Linked DNA regions of Mus musculus: region 2 is linked to region 1. A link is a loop called in an ENCODE intact Hi-C map of the cell type or tissue named here. Cell type or tissue: left cerebral cortex. All regions are shown on one strand. Each heading gives the region's core, and the rest is flanking DNA. Links, peaks and the distances in the headings are about the cores only.

Region 1 (7,998 bases), core at 1,518-6,517:
TAACATAGTCTCTGTTTTTCTTTTTCTCTTAATCACAATTTCATGTATGTTGCAACTGTATCTGGTCGATAGGCTACATTTGGGGCAGTGGATTTAACCATTTACTGTTATTTTGCATTGTATCTGTTTCTTCTGAGGTATTAGGATTCTAACCTCATTATTTTTAGTTGGCCACTTAGTTTTTCTTCTTTACCAGTCTTAGTTTAACCTCATGAAAAAAATTAAATTTAGATCTTTCTCTTATATTCATTCTTTCTATTGGTAATTTTTTAACCCTAAGGATTGACTTTAGTTTATAATTGTAATATTCAGAAGTATTTTTTTGCCTGCCTTTACACATGTGTATGTCTGGAGTTTCATGGAAGGATTATTAAAATCTGTGTCTCTGTGCAGCCAAGTGAAAATGTGACTATTGTTCAGAATCACATTTTTGTATTATTTTATAGGAAGCTCAGTATAATATTTAGTAATAATTATTATCCAGCCCTTCTTGAGGTTAATTCAATGAAGGTTTCCACTCTGGAAGTCTGGTGGGGTTTAAATATAGAAGTCTGCGGGTAGCATGGGAGCTGTACTGGGGATTATAGCAGAGATGGAAATTCTCTCTTAGATGAATTTCATTCTGGGGACCACTTCCTGGGCTCCGGGGAGAAAGAGGAAGACAGGATGGATCGTATATTCAATCATGTTATGTGCTGTTGCTGTACAGCTACCAAATTCTGGCTTTTAATAGTAATCTAGTACTATAATCATTAGCTCCCTTACCCACGTACCTAAATTTCTCTTTTGTATACATCTTAATTCCTTCAGCCTAGTTCTCTCTAGAGGTGATATAGAAAACACCTAAATTAACCTTGGCACTTGATAACTTTAGTTTCTGGAACCAGGGAGTTTGCTTATAGCGTCAGCTTTTACTTCAGGTTAACTTTCAGACACGCGTTATCATGAAACATAACAAGTTGATGATGTAACTTTTGATTGCTATAACGAAATTGTATATATGTACCAAATGCATTCTATTAAGTAATTTTATTGGTTAGTTAATGATCTGGGTATATACACAACCATTTGTGCATGTGTGTATGAGTGTGTGTGTGTGTGTGTGTGTGTGTGTGTGCATGCCTGCATGTATCTTGGGAGGGCTTTGAGTATTTTCTAAGTAAAATGATCTTAATCCCAATTTTAAATTGTAGTGCCTCAAATGACTGTTTTAAATGCCAGCTAGTCTCTAATAAACGACCCTAGCTGTCTAATAAAGTCTGTGTTGTTCAGCCTGTTTTCTTTTCTGTTGTTTCTTTCCTTTCGTTTACTTCTTCCTCAGGGACATAGTTCTCAAACTGCTGCAGTACGAGGCATCCACCAATGTAGCAGACAACAAGGGTTACTTCCCCATTCACCTGGCTGCCTGGAAAGGAGACGTGGAGATTGTGAAGATCCTCATCCATCACGGACCTTCCCATTCCCGAGTCAATGAACAGGTGCACCCGCCGAATGCTTGCTCATGCTGTATTTTACTCTCAAGTTTTGCAAAGGCAAAGCCACATTGAAAAACTGATCGCTTTTATCTTTACTCTGCCAAAATATCATTCTACTGCTGAATTTCCTAAAGGAGAAATATGCACAGTTCTTTGGATTTGGGTATGATGCACAGGCTCTGTGGGTTTTGGTATCATGCACAGGCACATTTGGTATAAAGATCTTCTGTTAAAAAGAAAAAATCCCACATATAGGAAGTAATTGTAAAATTTTTGCCTGCCTTATAGAACATTCATTTTAAGTCTATTGAATATTTAAAGATGGAATGATATCTATGTTAGTATGAGAATTATTGTTCCTTTAATAAAATTATGAATGCTAAAGTAAAGTTTATAGCGATCATTTGCATGTTTTCCATCTATATAGCATTTTCATAGTTAACACACTTTTTTGTGGGGGGAGATGTAAAATACACTGTGCACAGTTTCTAGTCTCTCTAGTCTCAAACTTTCTTCTAAACATGCACATGTGAGACAGAGATGTGTAGAGTGAGCCGAGCACCACAGAGAATTATAATGTTAGCTATCTAGAGTCAGAATGGTAACAAGAACATAATATCTGTATTACAAACAGTGAACGGATTTAGAAAGGAATTCAGTTCTGAGCACTAGAACAGACAAGAGTGCATTTTTAGAGAGGGAAATATGGCCTCGTGATACAGTGTAACAGACACCTTGAGCTCCGAATGCCCCCTACTGTTCCCATTTTGTAAAACTATATTTGAAAACCAGCGTGCAGTCCGGCAATTGAATTATAGCCATAGTATCAGCTGCAGTTGGCTGCTGTCCAATACCAATGTAAATAGATCACTGAAGGGCAAGAGTTTCTAATTAAAGGGCAATTACCACAGTGTTCAAATAGCTATAGATTTCACAGACCTTTGCCTGAAATAAAGAGTAAATAAGAATAAAAAGAAACCCTAGCTTTAAACAACAAATGTAAAAGAAAAAAAAATTCACCCAAATGAAATGTTGAAAAGGCCAATCAGCAAAGAGCATTTTATTTGTCAGAAAAGTATCTCATTAATTTTTATGACAATAAAGTTTTGTGTTTGTATAGTTGCAGAAATGTAGATTTTTCCAAATCAGGACGCATTCAAGTATTTTTAAAAGTGACAGATAAATGGCTATCTTTATCATCATATCATGCTAAAAGGAAATTTGTGAGAATTTTATTCTGTTCCTGAGATACCAGATCTTACAGCATTTACAGGATGAGCCATCTGGTGGTTATTCTTAAAATTGTCAGCATGGCACACAGCCAACCTGAAATAACAACGTGGAAAAAACAACCCAAGGTTAAAGAAAAGGTTGTTGATTTACATAAACAAGATGTTTTTTAAATGACACTAAAATAAGAAACATACAGTGTACATTTATATTTGAAAGCTGAAAGTCTTAAATGGTGTCTTGGTATTTGTGTGAAACACTTGTTTTTGGTAATATTGAAGATTAATCAAATTATGAACAAATTCCTTTTAAGAAGACTGGAAGTAGAAATTCTCTTTTTCATTTCCATTACCATGTGCTGTGGTTTGGTTGTCAACAAGTTGAACACTTCTTAAGACTGCTTTGGTGGTAGTGGTGTCTGTCTGTGCCTGTGCATGCATGTGCGTGAGAATGTATAGACCAGTGTGTGTGTGTGTGTGTGTGTGTGTGTGCGCGCGCGTGCACTAGTGCACATGTAGTTGTATGAATGTGCATGCAGAACCTGAGGCAGCTGTTAGTCCTCAGCCACCGCCTGCTTTGTTTGGGAACTGAGCTCACTGATGAGAGTTTCGGGCTGGCTGATGATCTCCCTCGGCACTAAGAATACAAGCCTGTACCATCATGCCTGGTTTTTTGTTTGTTTGTTTGTTTGTTTGTTTTTTGTTTTTTAATGTGGGTTGAGAGGCTGGGGCTTAGCATCTAACCTTTAGCATCTTAGCATCTTAGCACCTAGCCCTTAGCATCATAGCATCTCAGCAGCTAGCAATTGAGCTGTCCTCCAGTGCCATCTCAAGACTTTTCATCCTAAATTTGTCCTTCCATTTTAGACCAATACCCCTGAGAGAGTCAGAAGTGCAGACTTTATTCTTATAGCAGTAACTTGAATTTTAGCTCTCCCCTCCCCCTCCCCACAATGGTACAGAAATGTTTTTATCTAATTAGAAACTTTTATGTATTTAAACAGTAGCAGGAGGAATGAAAATCAACATTAATGATGACTATGGGAAATCAGTCATTGTTCTAAGTACTTCCACCTGCACAGTGTTCCTTAATTCCCGATGTTACTTAATAATTGGAAGTGAAATTACCTTTCCTATTTTATAGCTGAAAAACAGAGTTCAGTTAAGCTAAGTAAATTGGTTAGGGTCGCATGCTTCTGGGTGACCCGAACTGAGACTTGAACTCTGAGTACAGGGTCTTACACACTAATGCTGCCTTCCTAGACCCTGTTACTTACAGTTTCCTGTGACAGGCAAGCCACGGCATCAACATTATCTTACTGATTCCTATCACAGCCTGGTAAAGTAGGGATTATTATGGCTGCTGTCTGGATGAAGCCATGACCTTAGAGAAGAAGAATATGTCCATCTTCTTCTGTTAAGACATGGATGCATCTGTTAAGACATGGAATCAATGTTTAAAAAGGTCCTTAGCCAATTACGTAGTCATGCATGGCATTGAAATTATGCCTTTTGGTCAGTGTTCCACTGTTTCTGAAGAGGATCTTTGACTTCATATATGGTTGTCCCCTCATCAGGTGTCCAGTACCCCAGGTAGAAACCTCTGTCCTAATATTCCCATGCATCTCTTCAGATTTTTTTGGGGAAAGCATTTGTAAGCAATTTCACTTCAAAATGCCTTCATTGTTACTTGGGAAAAGTGCCAATGTTTATATCACGGTTTATGAATCGTCAACAGACTTCTTTTTTAAAAAAGATTTGTTTATTTATTACGTATACAGTATTTTGCATGCATGTATGCCTGCATGCCAGAAGAGGGCATCAGATCCCAGGATAGATGATTAGGAGCCACCATGTGGTTGCTGGGAATTGAACTCAGAAACTCCAGAAGAGCTGAGTGCCCTTCATCACTGAGCCATCGCTCCAGCCCCAGACTTCTTTTTAAAATAACATCCCATTTACTGCTTTAACCATACATTTGCTGTGTTGCTGCGTAGTGTCAGGGACTGTTTGTCCTTCTGTGTCTCACTCCACCGTTTTTGTTTGGGGCATCCCTTTTGTGTTCTGGGTCATTCAGTGACATAAGGATTGTGTAAAGGCAAGCTCTGCTGTAGCACCTTGGATCTGATACATGAGATGATCATTAAGTGTTCCCGCCAGGAGAGACACGGAGTGGAACAGCTCAAGACCTCCTCATGCTCAGATTAGCCCATGATTCAAAACTTACAAAGTAGCTCTGGAAGTTTCCATTTAACATTTCAGACCTTTGCTGAGCATAAGGAACAGAGATTGTCCATTTCGATATTACTGGTTGGTACATACGATAAGCGTTAATATCACCAGTTAGCAGAACATGTTTTTTTTATGCTGTAACATCAACTCAGGTTTCCTACCGAGCTTATAAAACTTCCAGATAAAAAATAGTACAGAGTCCATTTTAGAAAAGAATTTGGTCAGTCTTGTGTTTTAATTTTTTTTTTAAACCCTGCCTGATATCTTTTGGCATATGAACCACACCTTGTGGTCATAGAGAGGACAGCGTTCTTACATAAAGATAACGACCATTCAGGAATCTAGTGAGTTGTGAATGAGGGCTGTGCTAAGGCTTCCAGGTGGATCCCGTTCCCCATCCCATTCTGTACAAAAGCCTCGGTGCAGAGGAGGATCATGGCAGAAAACATGGAAGGACATGGACACAGGAATACACAGGGAATGCTAAATGGGGTAATGGATTTGGTAGGGAGGGGCAGCCAGGGAGAAGTGGAAAGCAGGGAGGGAAGGGTGGGTGTGGGTAGGTGGGTACATTGCTCATATATGAAGTTGGTCGCAAACGATGAACAAAGAAATAAATACAAGAAAGGTAAACTCTGGTACTACGTGGAAACAATGAAGAAAGAATGGCATTATTTTTAGTTCTTTGCATGTTTTGTGTGTTCTGTGTACATCCATCTTACCCCCCCCTTACCCTGGCCTTATTTTTCTCTTTAATATACTACTGGGGCAAAAATCCTTGTCTCCAAAGGACGTTGTCTTTGGTATTTGAACTCAAGTCTTTTGATAAATGGGGCTTGTCAGCTGTTTTCCTTCTGTTATCCATTGTCTGTAAGTGGTGTAGTAGTAGTCAGAGGCTACTTATTTGGTTAAAAATGAAGAATTCAGAACCTTCAAAGACTGTTTTCTCTAGATGTACTAGCGATTGTTAATCAATACACCTTCATAGTCTACCCATTTAAAATTACATGTTTCTTTCTTGGACCGTTATCGAGCCTGACACAAATATGTAATCTTGCCTTTTTAAAGACACTGCAGTTGTGTGGTCTCCGCTGATAAAAGCCCAAGCATGTGTTGATTGCGGATGAAAAACCTGTGAACATTGTCTCCTAAGTAGGTCTTTAATGATGGAGATAATTTCTCCTGAGATTTGAACAGCACTAATTTGGTATTATTAGAAGGACTTACAATTTTCCTCCTATTCTCTAGGCTAAGGGCTGTGGAAAAGTAGAGAGATCTTTGAGGGCTCATTACTTCATAATTGGCCTTTCTCTTTCTCAGAGAGATATTACAGTTTGAAAAATGGGATTTAGCCCTTTTTAGACCAAGGGGAAATTGGACTGGCCAGGGAGCATATTTTTATGTCATTTTTTTTATGTGTTAGAGTAATAAGCCTGGGCTTCTGATGAAGCTTGGAGAACATTCAAATTTAACAAAGTAGGGAGTCTGAGACTATATGTAGTCGGTCTTTATGAACAGGGACAGAAATGAAAGTAAAACATCTAATTAAACATCTAAATGAAGCACAAGGTTAATTCTTGTACAAACAATGCAAGAAACATCTTCAGGTGGATTCCCTCCTGCCTGTCTGACCCCAACTTTCATCCACTGTCTTTAAAGAGTGGGCTTGCTTGCTTGTTTGTTTTTAACTTCCCATTGTCCTGCACTGATACTAGACACACAAAATAAGAAGCCCTTCCTCATGCACGCCATCTCACCCCTTGGCTCTTCTTTAGGTTCTCAAATCTTTCTTCTAGCTGCTTAATGTACTGGTTTGTGTTTTCCTTTGATCCAACACAGGCCTTCTTTTTTTTGTTTGTTTTACTTTGGTTTTGGGGTTTGTTTGTTTGCTTGTTTGTCCTGCAAGGTAAAGATGTGCTTGAGTTTAAATTGTCTTTTTCCTTTTTGTTTCAGTAGGGGCTACCATATCTAAGAGGCAGCTCCTCCTAGTTCAGTGAGCTTTGGGTGAAATCTCTGGAAGACTTGAAGATACTTTCAGAGCTTCTTTGTCAGCGTAGTGGCAGATGGAGGCAGCGAGAACTTAGGCTTTAGGTTTTGTCAGGTACCAAAAGGTCCTTATCTTCTTAGATGTAGTGTGACTTTTTTTTTTTAATTTTTATTTTAACTTCCCTACCCATGAAGTAAAGATGTTAATACCAAACATGTAAGATTTCTGTAAAAGTTAATAAGGAAATGCTTGTAAAAAAATTGTAGTTGTTTGGTGAGTGTTTAATAGGTACCACTGCTATGTTGGAAGGTCCTATGTGGTAGTAGTTCAGACATTGGGTCTGGGCTACTTGGTTCAAAACCTGAGCTACATGTCACTTCCCATCACTGTCTTCAGTGGGACCAAAGCAGCTCTACAGGTGATGCTAGAGCACTGGCAGAATGTGAGCTGTCAAGTGAGTCTTAGCTGCTCGTGGGAGGTGATTCTACCGTTCCACAGGCTTTGGGAAACACGGCAAGGCTTAAAGCACAAGCTCTAACTTGATGCTACCCTTACACACCACGGGATGACTGCGTAACCGAAAACCCACTGTTCAGTTATTCAGTGCCTTACTTGCCTCACCCAGCAGGTAAGCATAGTGATGGGGGTAGCCCCCATCTTATAATGGGGGCTGCGTGAGTGAATACATAAAATGGAACTCTGTCTGGTGTTGAGCATTCACTGTGAGGATGGCTGTGCTAATGGCAGCTGATCTTTCCCTCTGGAGCCTTAATTGAGATTCTTTCACTTGTGCAGTTAGCACTTCTGGCTCACAGTTCTCCCAACCGACTCTGCCGCCTCTGGATACAGCAAGACCCCCATCTGCTCACACCAATTGTCAAAATTGTCTGATGGCTTGATGTGCCTCGTAACTGAATTCAATTTTTTTTTTAAATCTTGTTAAAGTTCTAGGAAAATGTCATTGTTTTTTTTTTTTTCAATAGATATTCTTATAGGCTGCAAATGCAGTAATCTATATTCTTGGTGACTTGCCTAGGTGTGGGTCTAGGCCTGTTTCTTACCTGTGTTTTCAAAA
Region 2 (7,998 bases), core at 1,187-6,186, 300 kb before region 1:
AGACACACACAACCACTGCTTGGCTCATTTTAAACTTTAAAATTAAGTTTGCATACCATAGCCAAGTTAGATTTGACATGTGGGTTATATGTTCATACAAATTAATATATCTCAACTAACCAGTAAATAAATGGTATATAAGTGTCCTTTTGGATATATGGTTTTATAATCAAAGGGCTCAAAAAAGTTAAAATGCTAAAGATTAATTGCACCAATTTTTCCCTAACTTTTGCATACACTCGTGTGTACTATGAGTACATATAAACTAAAATTTTTAAAAATTTACTTTTATGTGTGTCATGGTTTGTATATTCTTGGACTAGGGAGTAGCACCATTTGGAGGTGTGGCCTTGTTGGAATGGGTGTATCACTGTGGGTGTGGGCTTAAGACCCTCACCCTAGTTGCCTGGGAAGACTAGCAGACTTTGGATGAAGAGATAGAACTCTCAGCTCTGCCTGTGCCATGACAGCCTGGATGCTGCCATGCTCCCACCTTGATGATAATGGATTGAACCTCTGAACCTGTAAGCCAGCCCCAATTAAATGTTGTGTTTTATAAGACTTGCCTTGGTCATGGTGTCTGTTCACAGCAGTAAAACCCTAACTAAGACAATGTGTATTGGTGTTTTGCCTGCATGTATGTCTGTGTGAGGGTGTCAGATCTTGGAGTTACAAACAGGTATGAGTCACCATGTGGATGCTGGGATTTGAACCCACTTCCTGTAGAAGAAGAGCCAGTGCTCTTAACCACTGAGCCATCTCTCCAGCCCCTATGCTAAAATGATGAAGGCAGGGAGCTGCTGTATTAGAGTTATTATGACTCTGTAGGAAGTCCAGGGCAGAAGAAAGGTGTCTGTGGGTGTTGGCAGTTTGAAGTACACTAGACTATCCAGTCTGTACTGTGCTCAGAGGCTGTCCGAGCCTCAAGAACTTCCTTGTGTTCTGTTGCTCTATGTTTGTTTGTCCTAATAGTTCATAATCAGGGCGAAGCAGGAGGTTTGGCTAGCCTTTCTTTGCCCCTCCCCACACCCTATGTTTGGTTTGTCAATCAAATGTTACTTTTAACATTTATTCCTCTGCAAATACAGCTGATTTCCACCTAATCATTTCTAAGAGAAGAAACTTCAGGTCAACTGAAGAAAAGGGTTGGGCCGGGGGATAAGGGATGTTATCTTACTGAATCAGAGACTGGGGACAAGGGATGTTATCTTACTGAAGCTCAGAGACGGAGAGGAGCAGGGTTCTGGGCAGAGACTGGGAATGAGTCACCCAGCTAGGGACAAGACCTGGCTGGCTGCAGGCGGCCTTCGCTAGTCTAGTAAGGCTCTGAAGTACAACCCATCACTGTCATGCCAGCTTCCAAGTAGGAGTCAGTCCCAAGACAGGCATTTTTATGAGTTGTTATGGATCCTATGTCCAAGTAATAAAATCTTGGCTTTGTAGTTATTTTTATTTTTTTATTTTTTCAAGAGAAGGTGTTGCTAAGTAGATCATGGTGACCTCAGACTTGTAGCACTCCTCCTGCCTCTGTCCCCGAAGGGCTGACATTACAGACCCATGTGTCACTACACCCAGCTTGGTTCCCTTCAAACAGCTCAGATTGCTTTCATCCTTGCACAGTATTTGTGTTAGCAGATTCTTGTTACCCTGGCATGCTTCAAGCATTGTGAACTCTAATGCTGCTTCTTCCCACCTCAAATGGCTACACTGTCTCTCTCTCCCACCTGTTTATGAAATATTTTAGTGATTTATATCTTTTTCAAAACCTGCTTCTACAACAGGTGGCCAGACAATATGGCCCAGACACACCAACAGTACCTACTAGGGCCCCTACCAAACCATCCCTAAGGGCAGACACTATATTTTAAAGATGATTAAAAGTGAGGTTAACGGCTGAGAGAGCTGGCTTAGCAGACAATACACTTGCCATTCAATCATCAGGACTTGAACTTGAGTCTCCAGAATTCACATGAAGCCAGAAGTCTGTAATCCCAGCACTCTTTAGGCAATATGGGAGAGGCAACAAGAGACCAACAAGAGGATCCTAGGAACCAGGTAACCTGGAGTACACAAGTAGCTGTTGAGGAAGAGATAGAAGAAAGTGAGGCACTACACCCAGGGCTGTTCTCTGACGTCCCCTTGTGTGACCAAAGTCACATTCATACATGAAGTGAAACTAAAGCTGAAAACAATCTTTCCAAGTTAACATAGCTAGAAAATATTAGAACCAGGACTTCATTTTGGGCATTCCATTTCAAAATTTCTACTAAGTGTGTCTATGTGTGTGTGTGTCCAGAGGATAACTTTCAAGGGCAGTTCTTTCCTTCATGGTGGTTTGGTCATCAAGTTCAGATCATCAAGCTTGCTTGACAAGTACTCTTGCTGGCTGAGAGCCATCTCACTGGCTCTAGACTTTCTAACTTCTAGGTCTTTAGGTATATTCGGTTAAATATGACATGCTGTCAATTTTACTTCCTTTAAGGTTAGACCAACGAATGGAAACATTAAATTACAGCCGTTAGTCTAAGGGAAGGATCTTGGTAAAAGAAACTGAGATTAAAAAGCTGAAATGGCCAAAAGAATAACATAAACAGAGCTACTTGTAGAGCAGAAAGTTGAGTTCGGAGGAAATGAAGAAGCAAGACTAGGATGTCAGCGAGAGAGGCACAGACAAGATGAAAGGGATGAAGAAAAGATGAAAGCCCAAGTACCAACTAGGAAAGGGCAGCGGAGGACCTAGTGGGAGTCCGAAGTAGGCAGGGCTGAAGATTCCCGGAACTCCCACAGGTCCCGCCCACCTCGAGCTCGCTCCGCCCCCCCGACTCCTCTCCCCGCCCCCGGTCTCTTAGGTGATGCTGCAGCCAAGATGGCGCTGGCGGCGGCCGCGGCGGCCTGAGCGTCATGCTTCGGGCTCTCGGCGGCGGCTGCGGCGGCTGTGGCCTCGGCCAGGCCCTCGAGTCTCTTCTGAGAGTGATCTCTCCGGCGCTTCTCCTCCGGGCCGGTGAGGCGGGACCGAAAGAAGACTGCCGCGAAGTGAGGAGGCTGTGAGGAGCGACAAGAGAGCGGCGCTCCAGCCCGGCGGGCACCATGGCTGGGATCATCAAGAAACAGATCCTGAAGCACCTCTCCAGGTCAGCGAGCGCTCGGGGCCGGTCCCGTCCGCTGGCCGCCGGTTCTCGGGTCCAGGTCGCAGGTTCGGGCTCTGCCGGTGCCGCTGGCGCCCCCGACCGGCCTCCGGAGTCACGCGGAGGGCGGCGGGGCTCGGCGGGCCGGGGTCTCCTCCTCCGCCGGGGGCCGCTCCTGCGCCGAGGCTGGTGACGTCCCCGGCGTCACTCAGGTGCTGGGTGGATGGGGTTGGGCTGGGACCCGGTCCGGCTCGGAAGCTCCCGGGGCTCGGAGCCGAGCGGCTCCGTTAGCCGAGGACTGGGGTGTGTGTGTGCCAGTGAAACGTTAACCTTGGGATTGTTCTCGGTGCCCCCTACCTGGCGTCCCCGCTCCGCTGCACGGGAGGGTGTGCTTGTTTGCACAGTTCGGATTTGTTTTAGGGGAAATTAAGCAGGACTTCTCCGCTTCGGCCAGTTCTCCGTGGAAGTCGTTTTCAGTCCCGCATCGCGTTCGTTCTTGCTGCAGAGTTTTCCGATTTTGTTCCGCGACCCTTGAGTTCAGGGAGTTAACGTCCCTGGTGTTTAAACCCCAGACGTGTCACTCTTTCCATTTCATAACACAGTTTTAGTCAGAAACATGACTCAGTAAACTGGCAGTTTGTTACTGCTCTTGGCTTCTCCATATTTGTCTCAAGAAACAGGCTAAATGTAGGACCCTGTTCCAAGTTGGTGACAGAGAATTAAAAGCTCTTGGTTAGGATCTCTTTCTCTCCTCTGTTATTTGTAAGTTAATGAATGCTTTTAACTGATTAAAGGAACGTTCTCAGGTTTAATGATAGACTTGTATAGTAAACATGTCTTCATTTTCTGGATATGTGTGTGTGTGTGTGTAATACATATATATATATTACAGTTGAGAACATATTGAACAAAACAATACTATGATTCAGCAGATATTTTCCTGACATTATATCTTTATATTGAATAAAATTTAATACACACAGTATGTATACATAAAGTATCAAACTATAGCAAAGTTTGTGACCGTGTGTTTGGTTCTTAGTATCACTAATTAGAGAGAGAGAGAGAGAGTGAGTGTGTGTGTGTGTGTGTGTGTGTGTGTATTTAAACAGGTTAAGTAGCTCAGGCTGTCCTGAAAATAAATCTCAGGCTACCCTCAAGTTCAGTGTCATCCTGCCTCACCTTCCTGAGTGCTGAGATTACAGGTCTGTGCTACCATGCTTTGTTGGATTTTTTTTAATTATATAGATAGTGCAATACTGAGTCATCTTATTTTGAATAATGTTTATTACTTAGGGTGAGTCTGACTCATGAGATACACTTCGCCCTTGCCTATTTCAAGAGCCATAAGAAAATTCAGATCCATAGACACTGATTTTATTGCCCTTTTCTCTCCCAGGGATAATGATACTGTACCACTCTGTATGCCCAAAAGAAAATCTAATTCAGTCGATAAGTGCCTTAGGGCATTATCCTTTAATTCTCTTGTATAAGTCCATTTGGGAAGACCTCTTAAGAGCAGGCGTGTAATGGCTTACTCTGCCACATAGATAACTCCCACATACTTAGAGTTAAGCCCTTAGGATTACATTATAATCTTCCTGATTTCTTACACCTGTGTGGTAAATAGTAATGAGCATTTCATTTTAAATCAGAAAGTTTCTAAAACATAGCATTTTCTTTCTTTTTAAATGGAGAAACCATTTGTAGTTTTTTTTAAAGATTATTATATTTTTATTTATTTACTGTATACATCCAAGTGTGCACATATGTGCCTGATCCAGTCTATGTATGGAACATCTGAGGATAACTGGTGCTCACCTACCACACCATGTGTGAGTTGGAACTCAGTTTCCCAGGCTGGGTTAGAGTGCTGGCCTAGCATGAAAGCTGCCCTGAGTTCAGTGCCTAACACCTTATATACCTTATAAAGCGGGTGTGGTGACAGATTCCTGTAGTCTCAGCGCTTGGGAGTTGGAAGCTGTCAGATTTAGATTGTCCTTGGCAGTAGAGCCTGAGGCCAGCCTGGAATGGTGGAATCCTCTGGGGGAGGGCGTTGGAACCTGTACCATCAGAGAGAGGAAACATTAGGAAAATGCCCAAGTTCTTCCAGGCTCTCCTGCAGGGACTCTTCCAGGAAGAAGTCTGTCTAGAAAAATAGAATGGTCACACTGAGTGAAAGTTGAGATCTTAAGATTGAAACTGGCAATTCTGGAGGCTGGCCAGGACTTTGGACGTTGGCATATTGGACCAGTGAGGAAGAGGAACTGTTTTATAAGAGACTGACATATGCTTTATGCTTTAAGTAAGCGCTGCTTGGTTTGAGTATTATAAGTCATCTTATAAGAAACATCTCTGTTTCTTGCCTAATGTTTGTTTCCTTAGTGCCTCTTGCTTTAATGAGAAGTTTGTAGACTTGACTGATCTGAATCAACTTTGGGGTGTGTGAAGAGAGACAGGAAGAGGTTAGAAGTGTTATATTTTAGGGGAAATGAAACATGAAAAGCCTTTGAAAGAAATTACCCAGATTTTTTTAGGTCAGCACAGGGTATGTGTTGAAGGTGGTTATAGGGGAATCCGTCCCCCCCCCCCCCCGCCCCCGCACCCCGTAAGAGGATAAGAAGTTCTTTAAAACATTCATATATAAGAAAGGAAGATGGAGCAGGAACTACCTGTCATTTCACCATTACACCTTTTTATCTGTTGCTCTGTGTCTCTCTGTACATATGTGTGTAGGTGTATGTGCAGGGAAAATGTAGTTGAAGTTGTTGAAGATCTGACCACACACCTGAGATAGTCGGAAGACAGGCAGGGACAAAAGGTACACATTTAATTAAGCTGGGACCTGCAAAGTGATATGAAAGATCCAAGCACAAATACTTGCCTCCCATCACTTAGCCTCAGGACATAGTATATGATACACAGGTTTTTCTGCAGATTAGGAGTTCACTTGGTAGACTGTACCTCATGGGGTGGAGTCTCTGTCCTGTTTGAAGCAATGGTTGTCAACCACTGGAACTTTGTTCCTTTGGCAATGGTTTTGATTATTGTGACTTGGAAGGTTGTCACCTGGTAGGTAGAGGCTGGGGATTCTGCCCAACACTATCACGCACACCCAGCACAGACCTCTAATATGAAATCACATCTGGCCCAGATGCCAGCAGCCGAAAGGCTGAGGAACTGGTTTCAAATATGTAGATGTGTATCAAATGATGGAGCTCGATAGCTTTGCTGGCTATGGTTATTTTGTCTGCAGGCAATAGAAATGTGTCAACTTAAGTAAAAAAGGGAAATATAGTTGAAGCTGTTGGGTGGGTCACAGATTCAGAGGAAGATCTGACCACACACCCTGAGACAGGTGGAAGACAGGCAAACTCTTTGAATTTCCCTGGGCCTTCATCTTAGAGCAAGGCCTGTCAATTTCAGATAGTAGACTAGACAGTTCTTTGCTGTAGAGGATTCCTCTGTGCAGTGTGGGGTGTTTAGTATTTCTAGGAATTTCCAAAAATTCCCTAGGGGATAAAACTGCAGCTGATTGTGCAACTTTGGAGTTAGGACTCTTACTCTCTGATCTTTCCTGCCAAGTTTTAGATTCTTGGGAGAGAAAAATTTTATGGCCCAGTTCTAGCTATTCATAGATTAGTTTGTCGTGACAAAGAGTGGAAGGATGTCTTAGTTACCTTTCTATTGCTGTGAAGAGACATGACAGCCGAAGCAGTTTATAAAAGAAATCATTTAGCCGGGGACTTACATTTCTATAGGATGAGTCTGTGGCTGTCAAGTCAGGGAGCATGACAGTAGGCAGTCAGACAGAACACTGGAGCTTAAGTGTGAGGCAAGGAAAGAAAGCCATCTGGGAATAACATGGACTTTTGAAACCCCAAAGCCCGCCCCACCCATCCCCAGTGACTCACCTCTTCCAGTAAGGCCACACTTCCTAATCCTTCCCAAATAGTTCCACCAAGTGATGATCAAGCATTGGGAGTGTTCACATTCAATCCATCACAGACGGCAAAGATCTGGCTATGGAGAGAATTATTTTGAATTGAGATTGCTGCTCATGTTGGTGTCAATAATAGGCTTAGCTAAATTAGATTTTCATGGGCTTCGTTTGCTGTGTTAAGGAAACTGAACTTCATACCTGGGTTGTGGCTGACTACTAATAAGTAATTCCAGCTAACAGAAGAGTATAGTTAGTATAGAAGTCTTGTTTGTGGAGTCTGGATCCAGGAACAATATCTAAAGGCTAAATATAGCATCCGCAAATGGACTTGGAGTAACTTATGTACTGGAAGGATGCTGTATCCTTCAGAACCTAGTATCTGTTTGTTGCTCTGTGTTTGGAGAACCAGATTTGGAAAGGTTCTGGGTCCAGGGCAGCTCCAAGGATGGAGATAGGAGAGACAACCTGAATGTCTCAGTGTGAGTTGTTTCATAAACTAAGGGGAAAGGACAGTTTGAAAGGGTGAGTGCAGGCTTGTGGGTGAGGTGCCTGCTGCACCACCATGAGGACCCTCTTTCAGATCCCTACCACCCACATAGAACCCTGTGCAGCAGCTTCTGTCTTTAATCCCAGGGCTGGGAAGGCTGGGAGGTTTCCTGGAGCTGGCCTGCCAGTCTAGCTGAATCGGTGAGTTCTGTGTTCAGTGAGACAGTCTATCCCAAAGGTAAAAAGGAGAGCGAAGAAGATATCAGCTGTTAATGTCTGGCCTCCACATCTGTGTGCATACATGTGCATCCGTCACTTTCTTAAGTAACTAGATCTCTATTCAAAGACCAAGTTTTCACATGCTTTTTTGTTGTTTTTGTTTTGTTTTGAGTCAAGGTCTTGCTGTTTAGCAAAGCTTTGCTTGGAACTAATATTAAGTATTCA

The links. A loop is a pair of places that touch in the nucleus more often than their neighbours do. Peaks named below come from ENCODE experiments on the same cell type or tissue, not always from the same donor. Only the 100,000 strongest peaks of a DNase experiment are listed, where the experiment ranks them.
Region 2: a loop joins it to region 1, with 4 times the contacts of the local background. A loop is called at or near these places in 6 of 42 quality-filtered maps.

The regions. Positions count from the first base shown.
Region 1 is chr10:90,041,225-90,049,222 of GRCm38, forward strand. Anks1b (ankyrin repeat and sterile alpha motif domain containing 1B) reads left to right here. Exons shown (of 27, transcript NM_001359241.1): 3 at 1,322-1,478. Among named protein-coding and RNA genes, the nearest start is that of Anks1b, 170 kb to the left of the region's middle. In left cerebral cortex, for the core only: CTCF peaks have their summits at 2,221 (motif pointing left), 2,773 (motif pointing left) and 4,521 (motif pointing right); DNase peaks (open chromatin) are centred at 2,211 and 2,779.
Region 2 is chr10:89,742,158-89,750,155 of GRCm38, forward strand. Uhrf1bp1l (UHRF1 (ICBP90) binding protein 1-like) reads left to right here and starts at 2,834. Exons shown (of 21, transcript NM_029166.2): 1 at 2,834-3,131. The coding sequence starts at 3,088. In left cerebral cortex, for the core only: a CTCF peak has its summit at 3,209 (motif pointing left); DNase peaks (open chromatin) are centred at 2,823, 3,289 and 3,684; H3K4me3 peaks cover 2,111 bases; H3K27ac peaks cover 1,200 bases.